2 separate regions of the Homo sapiens genome follow, and region 2 is linked to region 1. A link is a loop called in an ENCODE intact Hi-C map of the cell type or tissue named here. Cell type or tissue: mammary epithelial cell. All regions are shown on one strand. Each heading gives the region's core, and the rest is flanking DNA. Links, peaks and the distances in the headings are about the cores only. Region 1 has its middle 31 kb from the start of FLJ20712. Region 2 overlaps BBS9 (Bardet-Biedl syndrome 9).

Evidence for each region. Peaks named below come from ENCODE experiments on the same cell type or tissue, not always from the same donor. Only the 100,000 strongest peaks of a DNase experiment are listed, where the experiment ranks them.
Region 2: it touches region 1 in a loop (7-fold over the local background); 10 of 110 quality-filtered maps call a loop at or near these places.

The regions. Positions count from the first base shown.
Region 1 is chr7:33,750,642-33,763,809 of GRCh38, reverse strand. No RefSeq gene overlaps it. Among named protein-coding and RNA genes, the nearest start is that of FLJ20712, 31 kb to the right of the region's middle. RefSeq lists an enhancer at 11,651-12,850. In mammary epithelial cell, for the core only: a CTCF peak has its summit at 6,040 (motif pointing left); no DNase peak of the experiment used is centred there.
Region 2 is chr7:33,181,936-33,189,935 of GRCh38, reverse strand. All of the region lies in intron 5 of BBS9 (Bardet-Biedl syndrome 9), which reads right to left. Among named protein-coding and RNA genes, the nearest start is that of BBS9, 56 kb to the right of the region's middle. In mammary epithelial cell, for the core only: a CTCF peak has its summit at 4,033 (motif pointing left); no DNase peak of the experiment used is centred there.

The DNA.
Region 1 (13,168 bases), core at 2,919-10,918:
CGGAGCAACTTTAAGACTCCAGATACTGTGCTGCATGCTCCTGGGGAAACAAAACTGAAAGATACACACACAACTTATACTTGATCAAAATGAAAAGTTGCTGATTCAACACGCTTGGGGAAAAGCGCAGCACAATGTTGATAGTGATTGTCTTAAAGGGACAGAGTTCTTTCTATTTCGCTTACTGATTTTTCTGTATTTTTATTAAGAATACATGTTCATTTTATATCAGAGAAAAGCTATTTTAAAAAAAAATCTAATCACTAAGTTGAAAGACCAACGTCAAATTTACAGAACAAAGAGGTAAATAAGAATGTAGTAAACAAGCACTCAAATAGGACTTAGCAGCTTGGGTCTGAGTTGAGACTTTGCTCCTGACAAACTGTGTGATCTTTTCAAGGTTTGGTGTCCTTAGTCTATAAACTGAAGATGAAAATATCTCCTTAATAGAGTTGTTCTAAGGATTCTATGAGACAATGCCACTGAAAATGCCTTACAGGCATTGAATAAAGAAAGGTATCATTACTGATGTTGTGGATTGCATCTGATTTCAAATGACAAGCTCTGGAAGTCAGGCCTGTTGCATATACCACTAAGCATATTATGAAATTATGAAGGTCAAGGCCAATTATGCCAAAAAGTAGTTTAAATGCTTGGTTCTCCCCACCCCATGGATGTCACAATTTGCTCAAGATGAATGAATACTAAAAGAGTCTTGCCAATTCAAGCGCCCTTCCTACTAGTAATTAAAACCCAGGCATTGCAGACCACAGAGAGAGAGTGGGTTGACAAATTCCTCGGGCTCATGTTTCTTTCATGGTCTTCCGGGCTGTATGAAATCACAAATATATGTTTGGATTTTATTTTCACAAGTCAGGGAAACAATAGGGAGCATGTTGATTTGTTTTTCTTACTTATAAAAAGAAAAAAAGCAGTGACATTCCATTTTCATCTACTAAGAAGAAATGATAAACTTTGGTTGAGAGGAGAACAAATTGCTTCGTTCCCCTGATCAGGCACAACGTCCTAATGTCCTGTACTATCCTGCTTCTATAATTCCTTCAATTGTTTTGGGATTTACTGTGCCCCCTACAGCTCTAAGGGGAATATTCACTCCACAAGTCACTTGCCTAACGATGGAAGCAAACTTCTTACAGCATGTATTAATGCATTATTTCCCCTTGTTCTAAATTTCTCTGCACCAAGCAAAAGAAGGAAGACATGCTCTTTCAAAATTACTGGACGAAGGTTGGCTAAAGTCAAAACTGGCCTATTAAATTTCTCTGAACCAAGCAAAAGAAGGAAGACATGCTCTTTCAAAATTACTTGACGAAGGTTGGCTAAAGTGAAAACTGGCCTAGTAATTGCCCAGTAAATCACAAGTCATAAGGCATCCTCACCTCCTCTGAACCTCAAGCCTTCAAGTTCTCTCTCTCTCTCTCTCTCTCTCATTAAATGGAAAGATAACAGCTGCTAGGGTCAGATTACCTTGGGCTGAAATCCTGGCTTCTCCATTTTCAAGGTTGATGGGCTTAGGCAAGTTATTTAGCTTCTTGAAACCCCATTTTCTTCACATGAGTAAGAACATCTAACTTGCAAGACTGTTATGAGGATTAAATGAGATGAATGTAAAGTATCGAACACAATGCCTGGCACATGATCAGTCTCAATAAATACTAGTTTCCAGATTCCCCTCCTTGGCCTCTTTTGCTAGTTTGAGTACAGCATATGTCTTCATTGTACATTCATCACAAATTCCTGGACCTCTGGCACATCAGATGTTCCAAGCATTCAGAGGTAACAAATTGGAGGGAACCCCCAAGGCTGTGGGAAGCCTGGTTTCCCAGCCCCTTATGCAGACCACCTACTGCTGCCTGCAGCAACCACCCTGTGAGGAGAGCAGCTGCCAGACAAAGGGACAAGGGACAGGCCTCCATCTGTACCTCCTCCCATTTGCCTCCAGCACAGCGGGCAGCCATCATCCCCCAGGAGACGCCTGGGAGAAGTTTCAGTGTTTCAGATGACAGATCAGCCCATGCTCTCTGACCCAGATTAGACCAGACCCAGAACCAGTCCACCCCTCTATGTCACCAGCAAAGGATTTTAATTCACTCCCAGGAGACTGTAAGGAACACTTGGACCAGTGACGCATGTAATCGGTTGCGCTCTGCAGTGAGCCTTCGGAAGGCTGTAAGTTTCACATGTTGCACTAATATTTCACCAGCCTGTCAGCCTTAGCCTGTCCATAGAAGCCAGGCTGCAAATTCAGCACTCTTCGTGTCCCCAGACAGTTGGGGGAGGAGAGGCAAAAAGGAGGCAGAAGAAGACTCAGAAGAGAAGAAGAAAGAAAACACATTTGAGACCTAATTCAGTGGTTCTCAGTGTGGCCCTGGTCCAGCAGCATCAGCATCCCCCAGGAGCTTGATAGAAAAGCAAATTCACAGGCCCCACCAGGGCCCCATCAGATATTCTATGGTGAAGCCTAGCAATCTGCTTCCACAAGCCCTCCTGCAAATCCGATGCATGTTATCACTTGAGAACCACCAAGCAAGCTAAATAATGTTTAGGTAAACTAAAAGTCTAAATTTGATGAGAAAAACAATGGCCCAGGGATCATTGTGATAAAGGAGAAAATCTCTACTTTGGGATCAGGAGTCCTTAGTATCATTTCCAGCTCCAATGATTGCTAACCATGTGATCTTGAGGAAGTGACTTATCTTTTCTGAGCTTCAGTTTCCTATGTGTTAAAGGTGGTAATCAGACCTCCCCTGCAGAGTTGGGGGATGAGATACACACTCTTTCGATGATCTAACATTTATAAGCCTGTTGTTTACTACACTACACCACAGAGCTTCCCCTGTATACTATCAGGGCGGGGTTCTCAACCTGTGGCAACTGAAAATGTCTCCAGACATTTCCGCAGGCCCCCATTCTGAAGCTCCAAGCCAAGTCAATATTGGAGTATCTTTATGCCATTCACATGAGTGAGGCAGATGGGAGGCAGGGAAGAAAAGGGAGTGGTAAGAGCTTGGGGTTCTCACAGATCTGAATTCAAATCCTAGCTCTGTACATGTTGCTTTTGTGAGCTTGGCCAAATAATTTAAGCTTTCTGAGTCTCAATTTTCCTATTGGTAAAATGGGTAGACAAATAGTAGCTACTTCTTAGGGTCTCAGTGAAAAGTTACATGATATCACGTGTGTGTAACACTTAGCATAGTGCTAGAAAATTATCACCTTGATGTACTACGTGGCCATATTTGGCTGGGCTCACAACAAATTGTGCATGATGAAACTGAAGACACTGTCTCTTAACAAGAATCCCAAAAATGATACATTTCAGTACAATGAGAAACTGGTTCCACATTTCACTCTCCATCCTTCAGTCCTTTACGGCCATTATGAACTTAGGGGTTGTCCATACAGAGAGGCTCTTTCATCAAGCCATAAGAGATTAACCACAATACAGCTTTAAAGGAACACTTTGTTTAATACCCCCCAGGGTGTGTGTGTGTGTGTGTGTGTACAGAGAGAGAGAGAACAAGAGAAAGAGACTCTTCTTGAACTCAGTAACAGTTGGCGAGAATGTGTCACCTCTAGGATAGAAAGGGAGTCCCCCTTTATATTATCAGTTACTGACCACTTACAACAACGTAGCACAGTGCACTACCTGCACTACTCACTTCATCTGCACAACCACCATTGTGAACATTATATAGGTACCACTATAATCCCCGTTTTACATGTAAAGAAACACGCTTTTAGGGGTAATTACATCCATACCACCTTAGGCAGACAGACTGATCTAATTCATTTCTTAGAGAGATTTTACAACCGATCTTTGTCATCTATTTAGCTAATATTTTCCACAGTCAGAAGAATTATCTTCCTCTGCATTAAGCTCCAAGTTGCTCTGAGACCTGATTTAGGGGGGTCAGAGGAACTGGACTAAAGCCAGGGTCATGGACTGGATTTGTCATCTTCTCCAAACATCTTTACATTCAGGCCAGACACAGCTCTGGGGAAGGAAAGCCACAGAACTGTAGATGGGTTCCTACGTTCTGTACCAAGATGGGGCTCCCACCTGGATTATGCCTGGATGGCAGCTGGCAGACACCTAGCTACATTCCAGCCACATTCAGCACCATTCTGGGGGAGATGAGGGCCTCCCTTCCTTTTTAAAGACCACCAAACTTCACTGATCCACACACTTTTCACTTTGTGGGTCACAGTTGATCATAAATATAACACGTCTGAAATCTGTGAATTTACGTTGGGTTTGTATCAATCGAGCCATCTACCTCTGGACCACTTGGGTGATACATCAGATATAGTTGGACTTTGCTCTCTTCCTGAATTCGCTAGAAACAGTTTGGGGCACATGATTAGGAAGATGTTTATTCAAAGGTAGAGTTCAGGGAGGAAAATATTATTAGGTGACTGTTGGGATTGGCTCATTATGCAAAGACTGGCTTAGAATTGCTTTTATCATAAAACTTTCACTTCTTCTAAGTTTAGTCCAATAACAAAAGTCTTCCTGTGGCAGTGGAAGGAGCCAAACAATAGCATGCTTTGTCTTTGGACTCACGAATTTTATTTCTAAGGTGTTGGGTGCCATTGGTCCTTGAGCTATAGTGCTCACTAGACAATGGGAAATTATGTAGACGAATTGAAGGACATAGCCTATATAAATTCCTAATCTAGTAAAACTTCAGCTCATGCTAGAACCAAACTTGTCTCCAAGGTTTTGAGCAACATTTGGTCTTACCATCTCTTCCTCTCTCAGGCACATGTGGACTGCTGGGTTCTAGGCTAACTGGAAAGGAAACAAAAGCTAAAATCTTACAGCCAGAAAACCTGTTTATATTTAATTGATAGTCTTAAAACTTGTGTCTGGGAGGAAGTGTGGTCTAATTGTTACAACTGTGAGCGATCCCTAATTTCATGAGTCTAGTCTCTTTTACTATTACCAACAAATCATACAAGAACTTCGGTGATTTAATTTAAACCAAAATGGCCTAGTTTTCTTGGTGAATGATAAGAACCTAGAATTAAAGACGTTATTCAGGTGTAAGTGTTATTCAGGATTAAATTCTCCGAAATGGAGAATTAAATCCTGGGCAAGGAGCTTGAATTTGTGAGCAAACGACCAAGAAAGAGAACCAGTAGGTATTGCTTTTGGAGAGGCAGCCTCAGCATCCTGATATTTACAAAATTTCTACCCAGGGACCCAGGAATGAATTTGATTCTCAAAAAGAGTTTAAAGACACCCCTCCCAGAAGTCTTTAAAGGCAGTAATGAGTATTGGTGAACAATTTCCATTACTTGAAAAAAAAAACCTTGATAACATTACATAGGCATGCTATCTAAAATACTAAATGTCTTTAATTTTTAGCTGGAGAAACATAACTTACTTGATAACACATATTCTGAGCAGAAGCTCTGATAGTCTTTGATTAATGAAAACCCCCAAATGAATTTTTATTACTAATTAAGGTTTGTTTGCTACATTAAGTCATTTAAAATACGGGGACTATGAGGAAAGAATAATAATAAAAAAGGTACTTGGAGGAGATATTTGCTTGTTGGACCATTGGCTCGTTAGTTTGTTTTGAGAAGGGTTGGAGAAATGAAGGAAAGAACTAAAATGAGTGTGAAAAGAAAAATAGAGTACAAAATTTCAGTTAGATGGCAGGAATTAGTTCTACAGATCCATTGCACAATATTATGACTACAGTTAATAACAATGTATTGTATTGTATTGTATTTTTGCAAATTTGCCTAGAGAGTAGATTTTAAATGTTCTCACCACACAAAAGATAAAAAGTGTGTGAGGTAATGCATACGTTAATTAGCTCAATTTAGGCATTCCACAGAGTATGCATATTTCAAAGTAACATGTTGTATGCAATAAATAGATGCAATTTTTATTTTTCAATTAAAAAAATAAATTTTTAAAAAGTAAGCAAGTAAAACAGGAACAAAAAGAGAATAGTCAGCAAGCAATCCACGAAGCATTTATAAATTGAGTAATAGATTATAGCGCCACCTCGTGGTTGGAGGAGTTTTTGTTTTGATCATTCATTTAGGTTTCATTCCCCTATTGTTACTGCAACAAAGATAGAAAATAATTACTCTCTAAATAGGATGCTTTAAGGGCAGGATACCCTAGGTATTGCCAGGGTGCCTTCAAGTGTGTTTTACTTACAAAAATATAAGCCCCTGAAATGCTGATGGACCACAACTTGATACTTTCCAGAGTGGCAATTAGGAGGCTTTTTTCAACAGAATTTTCTTCCTAACAGGTTATGAATAATACATTGCACCAACGTATAACCATTGTGGGTATACATTGTTACCCAACACACAGGCACAATTCTGCTTGACAATAGACTATGCCTCCTAGTAACCTGAGGCGAACCCAGCATACGCTCAGCCGGCCTGCTGCCTGCTGGCCTCCCCAGCCAAACACGTGGCCAACACCATTCATCAACTGGAGAATTTCACCCAACGACAATCTTTCTCCACACGGCATTCCAGGCACTACTACTAATACAGCAACTTTGACATAAAATCCTATTTGCCTACCCAGCCTTAAGTCAGAGATGTCACATAAATTTGAGATCTCACTCTTGGGAGGCAGTGAGGCACAGGAGAAACACTGTGTGTTGACAGTCACCCTAACCTAGTTTCATCTCTCAGCTCTGTCAGTCACATAGCTATGTGTGCTTGAGCAAGTGACCTCGCCCCTCTGAGTCTTGATTTTCCTCTTTCTTTTTTTCTTTATTTTTTTTGAGATAGAGTCTCTCTCTGTCGCCCAGGCTGGAGTACAGTGGCACGATCTCAGCTCACTGCAACCTCCACCTCCCGGGTTCAAGCGATTCTTCTGCCTCAGCCTCCCAAGTAACTGGGACTACAGGTGTGCGCCACCACGCCCGGCTAATTTTTGTATTTTTAATAGAGACAGGGTTTCACCATATTGGCCAGGCTCTTCTCAAACTCCTGACCTTGTGATCCGCCCACCTCGGCCTCCCAAAGTGTAAAACAAATTACAGGCTTGAGCCACCACGCCCAGCCTCCTCTTTCTTAAATAATGATTATATCACCCAACAGGATTACTGTCAGGATTAAGTGAGATAACATTTCCAAGTCAGGCAGCATAGTGCCTTGAACTGAGTATGTGTTTAGCAAATGCTAATTCCCTCTCCTGCCAATATTAATCATAAAAGGAGTTACGCATCTTACTTTGAACTCCAAATTCTCTCTTTGGTACCCCCTATCAATCTCCCCAGTTTTGGCTGTTCAGCTCTTGTGTGAACAGCAGTCTCCCTTTATTCGTGGAGAGTACATTCCAAGACCCCCAGCGGATGCCTGAAACCTTGGATAGTACTGAACCCTATAGACACTGTTTTTGCCTATACATATATGCCTATGATAAATTTATAAATTAGGCACAGGAAAAAATTAACCATAGTGAAATTAGACACTATAATAAATACTGTAATAAAATTTATATTAATATGGTCTCTGTCTCTCTCTGTTTCTCAAAATATCTTAATGTACTGTACTTAACCTATTTTTGGACCACAGTTGAGGTAACAGAAACTTGGGAAAGCTAAACTGTGGATAATGAGGGCCAACTATAATTAATTCCGAAAATAAGTAAAGCTCGAGAAGAGGAATAGATTAACTCTATTGTGAATTTTAGAGCAAGTTAAAGAACAAAATACAGACTGAGAATTGCCAAACACTTGGTCTGAGCAGTCAATTCTCATCCGTGTATAAGCTTTGACCCTATACAACCAACAAGTGTTAACAATCCCATTGTGCTCAAAGTGGCCACCAATCAGACAGTTAAACCTATGAAACCATGAACATAAGCCACCAACGCAAAGTGAAAAAACTCAGTTAGGAGGCACAACTGAGCAAATTCACCATTCCCCAGGCCATTTCTGCCCAAAACTCTGGTTCCACGTTCTACGACAATGGAATCATTTGCCCAGCAACCCGGCTTTACCATGCAATCTTCCTCTGCTTCCTTCCTTTGGAATAAATAGAACTTGTCCCATGCTCTCTGTGGCTGATCCCCAGTGCAGACGCCAGCTTTCACTGATTTCATGAGTACAGAAGGGAAAGCCAAAAAATCAACAAAGAGAGAAAGCTACTACCTTGATCTATTTCTAAACAGCAACTCTGCTGTTTTTCATGGGCAGACGGGAGCTGTGAATGTAATTGTGACCAATGCTGAGATTAAACCCATGAATGATTTGGCTTGAGCTTTTAAGAGTGATCAAAATTGTGGAGCATAGCCTTGTTTACGGGTTTATAGATCTGCCTGGGGCATCCGACGCCCTTGACTATGATTTATTATTACAGGACAGAGATTATCTCAGACTGGGCTGGAAATGGATCTTGGCTGAGTTATTTAACTCACCGGATGCAATGTGTGAGAGTTGATGGCCTTGTTTCTCAATTTGTCAGTTGTAAAGGGAGTCCCCAAGGCTCAATTTCAGACCCAGTATTGTTTACATAGCCCGGCAATAATACATCACATGTGGCAAAATATTACAAATTCATTTTTATGCTGATGATATGGCTCAGGCATAATGGCAGCTAATGTGCTGCTCTTTTTATTTGAAATTGCAGCTACGTCTCTAAAGGCACAAAGGGGCTTTTGTGTTTTGAACCATAAAGAAGAGAATGTATATGACAGTTTTTAGAAGGACTAATGAATGGTTTGATCAGGCTCGGCTGCCATCTGTAAAAGAGTCCCATTATAGCAGTTACGGTCATTATAATATCATACTATCTGAAGGTATCTGTCAGGATTTTTTCATACTATTATTATTATTATTATTGTTTGGGAAGCAATGGAAAACGGCTTTCCATTTTGCTATTTGTATTTAGATGATGGGAAAGGAATAATTTGAACAATGATTCCCATCTGGAACTTTATTCAAATGGCCTGCACCAGTCATATGGAGATGACACTTTGGCACATACGCGAAGTACCAAAGGGTACACTGTGTTTAAAATTTGGAGAAAATTCTCCATATAAATAAATTCACTATGAATCACAACAAATTGCCTACCCACTGCTTCTGAAACATCTTTAGCCGGAAAAACACCAGCACATTTTAAGAATACAGAAATGCTCCCAATGAGGCAGAACTGCATTTCATTTTTGGACTTAGAAAGTAAGAATGAAAATCATGGGCATCCATATCAAGAAAGAACAGTGCCTTTTAAATAAGATTTCATGCTCTAGGACACTAACAAATCAAAAAAATAAACAGATAAAACAGCAAATTCCTCAGGAATTTGGTGTGTTTTAAAAGAACATTTACAAAAAGGGAAAGAAAAAAAGACAGAGTCACTTCATATTTTTTTCAGATATTTTCTAGCCCTACAAAGCCCTGCCTTTTCCCACACGGAAAGACAGCCAGTGGCTGCGTGGCCACGGGTAATTTGGATTTAATTGTGTTTGCTTAAGCCATACATTCCACTCCCAAACCATAAAAACGAATCCTAGAAATCACAATAATTTGAAAACTCTGGAGTCTGTGTCCTGTTTGCTTTTTCAAAAGAAGATTCTCAGGAAAGCTTTATTGCAACCTGTATGTTTACCTTTGGGATCTTCCTAAAACACAGTACCTCCTTTAGAAGGATGCATGGAAGATCAAAAGACGCAACTGCAGTGCCTCCAAGTAGCACTGTCAGCCCATTGCTAGAGGAGGATCTCAGAGAAAGAGGGCTGGGTTTCCAGGGCCTTTACTCTCATATGTAGCCATTTACTTCTTTGACAAATATTTACTGAGTGCCTACTATGTGCTGAGGAGAAAAGGCATCCTGGCGAGAGCACAGGCTTAGAATCTGATAGGCCTGGGCTCAATGATTGGCTTTGCAGTTTTCTAAATGGGCAGCCTTGGGCAGATTAGTTAACCCCTGTATGCCAGGCACATAGTGGAAAGTCAGTGGAGATTTGTCAAGGAAATAAATAAATAAGTTTTTGTTTCTTCATCTATAAAATGTGGCTATCAGAGCCTGCTTTGTGGGGTTATTGAAGATGTGATGAGAAAATGGATAGATCGTGCTTTATTGCTGTTGCTGTTTTTCCATTAGTATACAGTGGTCCCCGATCTTTGGTACTGTGGAGAAGGCAGACAAGCAAATCAACAATTATTCTGCAATGTGGCTGAAAAATAAACTAAACTAGGGGTGGGAAAGCACAGTGGTGAGACTCAGAAAAGGCTTCCCAGGGAAATGATTCTCGAGCTAAGGTTTATCAGGTAGGTAAAACCCAGCCAGGCAAAAGAAGGGAGGAATGGCATTCCAAGCAAACGGATTGGAACCCAGTGGGCAAAGAGGCAGGAGGGAGGTCTGTGTCCTGACAGGTGGCTTGATGTGGCTCAACTCCCAGGCACACGGGGGCAGATAATAGGCTAAAGAGATAGGCTTTATTCAGTCATTTTTCTGGGTCTCAACCTTACATTCTTAATCCAAACCAAACACCAGTGATGGAGGCACGGGTAAGAAAGAAACTTGGTCAGGCACAGTGGCTTACACCTGGAATCCCAGCACTTTGGGAGGCCAAGGCAGGTAGATCACTGGAGATTAGGAGTTCGAGACCAGCCTGGCCAACACGGTGAAACCCCATCTCTACTAAAAAAAAAAAAAAAAAACAAAAATTAGCTGGGCGTGGTGGCACATGCCTGTAATCCCAGCTACTAGGGAGGCTGAGGCAGGAGCATTGCTTGAACCCGGCAGGTGGAGGTTGCAGTTAGCCGAGATTGAGCCACTGGACTCTAGCCTGGGCAACAGAGCAAGACTTTAACTAGAAAAAAAAAAAAAGAAAGAAGAAAGAAGAAAAGAAAGAAAGAAAGAAAGAAAGAAAGAAAGAAAGAAAGAAAGAAAGAAAGAAAGAAAGAAAGAGAAAGAAAGAAAGGAAGGAAGGAAGGAAGGAAGGAAGGAAGGAAGGAAGGAAGGAAGGAAAAGAAAAGAAAGAAAGAAAAGAAAGAAAGAGGGAAGGAGGAAGGGAGGGAGGGAAGGAAGGAAGGAAGGAAGACTTGCAAGCAGGAAAGCGTCTATTGCCACCATGGCTGTAGGGCAGTGGGGTGGTTCCAGGATTCAGCCTTCACAGAAGCCACCAGAAAATCTACAGGAGTCAGCAGGAAACCTGTTATTTTCCTGAAGCACCCAACTCTAAATGACACTTGAAATCTTAGAGTTTTAATATCTTTATCCTAGTATTTTTAGTCCTGAATTCCTGAACTTAATTGCTAATCCCATCTACAGTCACGCATTGCTTAATGATGGGGATATATTTGGAGATATGTGTCCTTAGGTGATTTCGTTGTTGTGACCATCACAGAGTGCATTACACAACCTAGATGGTAGGGCCTCCTACACACCGAGGCTATGTGGTATGGCCTAGTGCTCCTAGACTACAGACCTGTACAGCATGGTCCTGTACTGAATACCGTAGGCAACTGTAACACAGCAGTATTTGTGTATAAGATATCTAAACACAGAAAAGATAGAGTAAAAATACTGTATTATAATCTTATGGGCCCACCATCATCTATGTGGTCCTGTGGTTTAATAAAACATCGTAATATGGCGTGTAACTGTAGATTTACATTTTCAGCTTTTCATCTATGAGCATTTTATCTTAATATTTTACCTCCTCTATGCTTATGCTTTTAAACTTTTATCTTATTAACTTCAAGCCTCTTATCTTTTATTTTAAATATCATTCATTTTATCACATGTACCTTATCTTACAAACATTTTAAATTTTATTTTCAACTAATACTTTGTTTTTCTTACATTTTTTTTCTGGCAGTGTTTTAATTTTATTCACCTTGTAACTTTCTAGCTTCTTTTTCTTTTAAAAGAATTTCTTCTTTCTTTTCTCTTTCATTTTCCTTTTCCTCCTCCTCCTTTTCTTTGCCTTCCTTTTCTTCTATTTGACCATATTTGGGTTTGTTTTTTTAGTGTCCAGAGAAGACAAAAGCTGATAGAGAAGGGAACATGGTGAGAAGCTACCCCACAGACAGAGGCAGCTGGATCAATGTCCTTCTTCCCCTTGGGTAACTCTGTGGACCCTCCTGCCCCAATTGTCCTTGCAGCTTCCCCTAAAATGCAGCCTGAACACCCTCCCTCTGCCTGCTATCCCGCCCAGCTCCACCAATGATTTACCCAGCCCTTTAAAGAATGGATTGAGAAAGAGAGAGAGAGAGAGGAAACTTACCTGCAGAGAATAACATGTTAACCCCTTCCCTGGCTGCAGTTCTGTGACATAGTACACAAAAGATATTGCAATTGTTTTTCTTTCTGACATCATATCTACCAGGCCTTACAGGAATTTTTTGCATGTTTAGAATCCATGTGTGTGTGTGTGTGTGTGTGTGTGTGCATGTGTGTGTTATCAGAGACTGTTGTGCCCCTACTAGGAGGTTTTAAACATTGTCAGAACCTATACGTGTTCTCCCAGAACATCAGATATCAAAGAGCAAGGGGGGCCCGTGCATTTCGAAGATACGTGCCCAGGTCTCCCCTAGTAGTTCTCAGGGAGAGAAGTAGGTAAGGCTGAGCTTCTCCACTTTTTTATTGTCTTCCAGAAAAGAACAGAATGTTATTCTGAGGAGAATGGAATTTCTGAAGATCATTTAATCATCTCTCAGGGTCTAGGCTGCTTTGTACACATAAGAGTAATTTAGGGAACTGTTAATAATGCAGATTTCACCTACTCAACATCAGCCTTGGCAAAGAACTTATGGCTAAGTCCCCAAAAGCAATTGTAAGAAAAACAAAAAAACAACAGTGGGACCTAATTATACTAAAGGGCTCTGCACAACAAAAGAAAATAGCAACAAAGTAAACAGACAACCTGCACAATGAGAGAAAATATTTGCAGACTATGCATCCAATAAAGGACTACTATCCAGAATGTGTAAGGAACTTCAATCAGCAAGCAAAAAACAAATGACCTCATTAAAAGACAGGCAAGGCTGGGAGCGGTAGCTCACACCTGTAATCCCAACATTTTGGGAGGCCAAGGTGGGCAGATCACTTGAGGTCAGGAGTTCGAGACCAGCCTGGTCAACATCCAGTGAAACTCCATCTCTACTAAAAATACAAAAAGTAGCCAGGCATGGTTGTGCACACC
Region 2 (8,000 bases), core at 1-8,000, 570 kb after region 1:
AGCCTGGGCAACATAGCCAGACCTTGTATCTACTTTTTTTTTTTTTTTTTTTAAGACAGAGTCTCACTCTGGAGTGCAGTGGAGTGCAGTGGCTCGATCTCGGCTCACTGCAGCCTCTGCCTCCTGGGTTCAAGCGATTCTCCTGCCTCAGCTTCCTGAGTAGCTGGGACTACAGGCACATGCCACCACGCCCAGCTAATTTTTGTATTTTTAGTAGAGGCGGGGTTTCACCATGTTGGCCAGGATGGTCTTGATCTCCTGACCTCGTGATCCGCCCCCCTCAGCCTCCCAAAGTGCTGGGATTACAGGCGTGAGCCACCACACCCAGCAACTATTTTTTTTTAATTAAAAAAACATTGAAGAAAGAACCAGATGGTGGTGTAATAGTGATAATTTCTAATAAAGTATTTCTTTTCCTTTTCTTTTTTTTCCAAAGGGTCTGACTTTTAATCTCATGAAGTATTAAATAGGCTTTTTCCCCATAAACCACATATTTATTATGAAAAGAAGGCAATAATTCAACAGGGCTATAAGGCACAAATTACACGATGAGAAACAATGTTTTAAATTATAGGCACATCATAATCAAAACAACATAATTTTAAAAATAAAAATGGGGCCAGGCACAATGGCTCATGCCTATAATCCTAGCACTCTGAGAGGCTGAGGCAGGCAGATCGCTTGAGCCCAGGAATTTGAGACCAGCCTGGGCAATATGGCAAAACCCCGTCACTACAAAAAAAAACAAATAGCCTGGCATGGTAGCGCACATCTGTAGTCCCAGCTACTCAGGAGGCTGAGGCAGGAGGACTGCTTGAACTCGGGAGGCAGAGGTTGCAGTAAGCTGAGATCGTACCACCGCACTCAGCCTGGGTGACAATGCTAGACCCTGTCTCTAAAACAAAAAAATAAAATAAAATAAAAGTAAAAATGTATTCAGGTCAAATTTTTTCAGCAAAATACTATCTATGAAAGGCATTTGGTTTATCAGATTAAGATTTCATGATGTGTTCTCAAAGACTTCTCCCCCCCTTATAAAACATGTTCCCCTCTGGCTATGGCTTTAATTGCACCTACCTTCATGCCCAAACCCCTTTACAAAGCACCTTTCCTTTGGGATTTCCATTTCTTCTCTATGAATTCCTCATTCCAGTGCAACATGACCAATGTTCCTACCCTTCTGTTAAAATTATTCTCCCTAAAATCACCAATGACTTGCAAATGACCAAATCCAACATTTTCTTTCCAATACTCCAGCTGCTTAACCTCTGAACTCTCAAGTCCTTCAGTGCCTCTTGGAATCTCTCCCTTCCCTCTCCTTCCATGACACCATGCTCTTCTGTCTCTAAATTTATATTCCTTAATCTCTGTGCTAGTTCCTCTTCTTATCCCTACCCTTAAATTTGTCATTCTCAACAAACATAGTCATAGTACTCTTGAAGAGCACTATATCCTTCTCCATTAAAGATCAGCTGGTAGCTAAAGAAAATAATTGTCCCTTACTGAGGGCTTTATGCTATAAGTTAAAAAGTCAATTTAGTAGCCTAAAAATGGCAAGGTTTTTAAAGCACTATAAAGTCTGAAAAGTAATCTTCTTGAGAGGAACAAACTATACCAGAAGGAATTTGAATGGTTCAACCTTTGGGCAACAAAGGCTAAAGACCATACTGAAGACCATAAAATTGAAACTGGGAATTACTAATCTCTGGATTAAAGAGGATAAAAATGAAGGGCTGGAATAAAAAAGGTAACAGCACACTCCCCACTCTCATTTACTCCCCTCGCCCCCGCCCCTCCCCCCACCCTACCCCACCCCCACCCGCCACACACACACACACACACACACACACACACATTCACTCAACTACAGGGAGCTGCTCTAATCCTAGGGCATCGTTTTGCACATATTCATCTCTATCATGATTTGCCTCATTATTTTATAGTTAACCCTTCATCTTTATTACTCCTAGATTGTGAGCTACTTGAGAACATAAACTGTCTTTTTTCTTTTTTCGAGACGGAGTCTCGCTCTGTCGCCCAGGCTGGAGTGCAATGATGCAATCTCGGCTCACTGCAACCTCCGCCTCCTGGGTTCAAGCGATTTCTCCTGTCTCAGCCTCCCAAGTAGCTGGGATTACAGGCACCCACCACCGTGCCCAGCTAATTTTTTTGTATTTTAAGTAGAGATGGGGTTTTACCACGTTGGCCAGGCTGGTCTCGAACTCCTGACCTCAAGTCTCCGCCCACCTCAGCCTCCCAAAGTGCTGGGATTACAGGCATGAGCCACCATGGCCAGCCCATAAACTGTCTTTTCCTTATCTGTCTATTCCAAGAAAACTAACACAGTGCCTGGGCACTCAGAATTCTTAGTAAATATGCATCGAATGGATGAGGGGATGGACAGACGGAGGGACAAAGAGAGATGATGTAAGGGAGGAACAACACACCAGACTTGCTTCAGTCCCTGAAAGTGCCCAAGCACCTACAACAAACCAACAATTCCTTCCCAGTGTCCCTGTTACACACTTGAAAGATTCCTATATAAGGTTCATCATCTTTTCACAGCCAACAAGGTAAATTTCGGGTAACTGAGGACTTTGGGTCAGTTACTACAGGGACTCTAAATCAGACTATCAGTGAAAGAAATTCTAGCTCAAATATCTTGATACTACATAGACTACAAGAAGTATCTTATTTTACTACGTTAAGTATATGCAGCTGTTGACCTTAAAACAATATTATTTTCTTCACCACTGGCTTTCTGTGAATCAATATTAATGCTGTCTTTTTCCAAATATTATTTTGAAATGGCAAGTTTGTCTTAACTAGGTAAAATACCATGTTAACAACCATTGGAAATTTTAGTAACACAAAGAAACAAAAGCAAGTGAAAATCTGGCAAAAATATCATTTTGTTCTTTTTTCAAAAACAAGTAGAGTTCAAATTACCAAAACAAATAAATTCCACCAATATTACTAACATATCTTAAATCTATTAAAATCTACCTTTTCAAAATTGATTTAGTATATGTCCAAACTGTAACTTGTTTGTCTATGCTTATGCTACTCACTAAATTTTGCAAGCATTAATTTGTCAAGAGCATAAAAAACAAAGATAAACTAATATTTTTTTAGAACCCAAAATCACATATTCCTTCAAAAAAGCAGCTTGGATTTAAATTTTAAAAAACAACGAACATTTTTAACTTCAAACACACTTCCCCTCTGCAAAAATAAATAAATAAAAGCCCAATACAACCAATTAATATTATAATTTTTGGAGGAATTTTAAATTTTTTTGGACTTTTCTTACAAACCAAAGCACCAACCAGAAAAATAAAACTGAAAAAGCAAACATACGACCCAGAAGTTAACATATTTCCCATAATCTATGAAGAATCAAAGATATGCACTTAACTTTAGCCAAACCAAACTACACTCCATTCTGATAGGAAAGTTTTTTCTGAATGGGGGAGGAGGTAAATTCACTCACAGCCCAATCAAGGAGGCAGTTTAGTGTGACTAATACCAGAAGCCTCTAGATGCAGACAGGCTGGGTAGAAATCCTCCCTCCACCACTCACAGTTACTTTTTCAACCTGTAAAAGCTCTTAGAACACTGCCTGATACAAAATAAGCATTTTGCAGACATAGGGCTATAGCACACCTCTAGATCACTGCAGCTTAGCATTACCTGGAATATTGTCAGAAATTCAGCATTTAAGGTCCAATTTCAGACTTACAAGAATCCGCATTTTAATCACGATCCCCTTATAATTCAAATGCAACTTAAAAGTTTTAAAAAAGTTAAAAGTTTGAGAAGCACAGCTAGAAAGCGCTTTTATATTATATTCTGTTATCTGTTATAATTAACTGTCTTTTAAAAACCCACCCTGTTGTGCAACTCAAAGAAGTTACATTTATTTTTAATAAAAGACAAAGCATTATTATGGGATCAACATTCCTCCATTAGTGATTTCTTGCCATACCTTATTCTAAAGCAGCAGCAACTAAGGCCAAAAGTTATAGAGGACTGCCATCTAGTGTTAGTTCATTTTGACGCACACACAAAATACTGCACACCTCTTCTCCCACTGCCTTTCCATAATTTAAATAACACATTTGCTTAAAACTGTGTTGGGCTTTAGTTTTGTTTAATTCCTTTATTGAGACATGACATGAATACCAAACAATAATTCCATAAGATGCCATATGAAATAGAGGAAAGTAGAAAACAAGGATTTTTAGGTTTCTTTTTTAAATAACATCAACTCCAGGGAAGCTTTCCAATTAAAAGAATCACCCACTCACTACTGGAAAGGTGCACACTAAATATACATTAAAGACATCAGGCTTAGAAAGTGGGCTTTCTTATGAAATGTACAAGTCTTGGAGTCTTACTTTCTTCTACCTAAGTTCTGAACTTTTTGCAATTTATACAGTATTTAAGGACTAAAGCTACTTTCATATTGGAAAAAAATATTTTACAAGTGTCTGACTTAATAACTCAACCTCTCCACTCTATCCTAAGGAAATAATCAGAAATGTAGATAAAGATTTATGTAAAAAGATGTTCATTCATAGCTTTGTCAGAAGCATCGGAACCAAAGCGACTCCACCGTGAATAGGGACTGGGTAAAATGAGGCTGAGACCTACTGGGCTGCATTCCCAGAAGGTTAGACATTCCAAGTCACAGGATAAGACAGGAGGTTGGCACAAGGTACAGTCACAAAGACCTTACTGATAAAACAGTATGTAGTAAAGAAGCCAGCCAAAACCCACCAAAACCAAGATGGCGACCAAAGTGACCTCTGGTTGTCCTCACTACTCATTATCACTAATTATAATGCATTAGCATGCTAAAAGACACTCCCACTAGTGCCATGTCAATTTACAAATGCCATGGCAACATCAGGGAATTACATTGTATGGTCTAAAGAGGGGAGGAAACCTCAGTTCTGGGGAAATTGCCCACCCTTTTCCTGGAAAACTCATAAATAATCCATCCCTTGTTTAGCATTTAATCAATAAATAATCATAAAATAGCCAATCAGCAGCCCTCAGGGCTGCTCTGCCAATGGAGTAGCCATTCTTTTATTCCTTTACTTTGTTAATAAACTTGCTGTCACTTTACTCTATGAACTTGCCCTGAATTCTTTCTTGTTTGAGATCCAAGAACCCTGTCTGGGGGTCTAGATCAGGACCCCTTTCCAGTAACATTCTCCTGGTGAACCATGAAAGAACGATACGAAGGAGACTCCTGACCCAAAGGAAACAGAATGCAGAACCCATTGGCCGACTATGGTTAAGTGGTGGATTAGAGGCCCAACTTAGAAGATTTAAAGTCTCTCCTAAGACAGAATGGGTTAAATGACCCTCTTAATAAAAAGTAAGGATTCTCGACAAATTTGGGTTCGAGACCCAACTTAGGAAGGTTAGAGTTCTTCTTAAGATTTAGGCGGTTAGAGGCCCCTCTCAGTAAAATCTCTTGGTTAAAAATGAATTTGGCATTATGGGATGTTAACCACTATTTTCTTTGGATTAATCTGCCTTGCGCTCTTTGCTGATGGCTGTGGGGGGATTAGGCATGTACAGGATCACCGGACATGGGGAGCTTCTTTTCTCCCCAAAAGGGGAAACTTGAAAGCTGATGGGACTGCTGGAAAAGATCCCTTAGCAAATTACAAGCAACCACCTGAACTTTGTTTAGTGTCACTGCAATGGTGGGTCTTTCTCTAGCTTCCCCTAAGCTCCTCGTCTTCCCACCCCACTGCAGGCAATGCTTTTCTCCCTTCCCTTGCCTTTCTTCTCTCACTCTCTCTCTCTCTCTCTCTCTCTGTGTGCAAACTGCTTATAGGTGTGGTAAAAATCACTACCTCTTGCAATATTTTAATTAATGAGAAAAAGGATTTGTGAGGCTGGTCTTAAGCTATAGCAACTCTGGGGAACTTTCTGCTATAAATGTTTTTTACTATATTCTGTCATAAAGAGGAGTACCTTAAGATTGAACATGGGCTTAGGACACATGGGCTTAGAACAAGCCTGCTGTTCAAGCTAGCCCAGCAAACTAGTCAGCTACAAACTTTGCTGCAGGTTCCTGAAGCAAACAAACAAAAAAAAACTGAATGAGGTTCCCCGCTTGTCTTGTTTTATGTCCTTGGGAGCTTGACCTTTTAAGTACGTGGCAGTACTTTCTCTTGTTCTCAGCCATCTGGAGGACAGGAATTTTGGAGTTTATGTCAGAGCTCTAAAAATTATCTCAAGCAGTTAAAAGCTTTTGCAAGCTCAAAATTGACTGCTCTAGGCTCTTTCTGGGAAGGGCAATGGAAACTGTCCAGTGCTGTAGCTTAGTAACTAAGGCTTATTGGTTTCACCTGTGAGGTTACTTTTGGTAACATTTAAAAGCCAGAAATATTGTCTGTTTGGCCTGGTTAAAGTAGGGTAATAAGAGGTTTATAAGGAATTTTTTTTAAGGAGCACTATGGTTAAAAGTCAGCTTACTTAAAAGCAGATATCCAAGTTATACGTACATTTTAAAGGCCTTTATGTTTTTTTTTCCTCTTCGTGGATTGTGTTTTTCTGGAAAAGGGGTTTTTTCTTCTCAGTCAACTGAATTTTCTCCATTTTGTCTTCTTGACATTCTTGATGCACACGAGAGGACCTAAGATAATATTTAACAGCTTGGGACACCTTGGGAAAAACAGAGGAGGTGCTGCAGACTCCATTTTGGGGGGAAAAAAAGACATCTGTTTCCCTCGTGGAACCCTAAGAATTGAAAATAGATCCCTCTCACATTTTTTACTTTTGGGGGTATTAGAAATTACTTCATATTATGCGAGAGATTTCATGCGTAATAACTAGGTAGGAAATACACTTTTGGGGACAGCTAATGGAAGTTATGGGGGGACACTCAGCTCTTTCCATGTTTGGATCAGAGAAGCATGCTCTTGGCCACCTAGAAGGTATGGAAATGTCCCCATCCCCTACTGAGAGATAAGACTCCCATGGGAAATGGGCTGCTACCCATCCCTTTTTTGGGATCCAGGATCTGGTATAAAAATGGAACCCTTAATTTTGGGGGATCTGTTTCGCCTTCCACCTATACCTGTTTATTAAGGCTAGAAACTGAATGCTTTAAAGGGAAACTTAGAAACTGGCAAATGAAAAATCTTACAACTATTGGATCTTCTTTTGTCTGTGTATTTATATGTGTTGTGTGTGTGATGTTTATATATATCTATATAAGTTCTGATTAATTGGTTTAAAAATAATAGGCACTTAAATATTATAAAAAAATTAAGACTATAATGCCTTTTAGTTCACGTGACTTAAGTAATCTTTGGGAAATAAAAACACAGCTTTAAAGATTATTAGTAAAATAAAGACACTTGGTCTAAATTAGGCAGGTCAGATATTAGGTTTGATAAATGCTTTAAGGTCATAAACTGCTTCTTTGACTCTTGAAAATTGTTCAACTTAACTGCTGTGGAGCCGTTAGATTTTAAGTAAGGCCTGGGGACATGTGGAGTTAGCCACATCCCCTAACTATACATGAGAGTCACACCTTATCTGCACTTCTGTCTGGTGCCCTAGGCTCCACACCTAGTACATAATTAAAATCATGTATTTACCAGATTTTTCACCAAAAGTAAGTTTCTAAGAGTTAACAGTGTAACATATAATTGAGACTACTAGAGAAAGAGTTTTATATGCAAGGTGTGTCAGGAAAATGAAATGTGCTTTTGAAAAAAGATTATAAGAAGGCATGGAAATGTGGATTTTTTTTTCTTTTTGCCTAGTTTAGAGGGTTAAAGGATAGTTTTTTGTTTTGTTTTGTTTTGTTTTGTTTGAGACGGAGTCTCGCTCTGTCACCCAGGCTGGAGTGCAGTGGTGCGATCTCGGCTCACTGCAAGCTCCGCCTCCTGGGTTCACGCCATTCTGCCACCTCAGCCTCCCGGGTAGCTGAGATTACAGGCACCCACCACCATGCCCAGCTAATT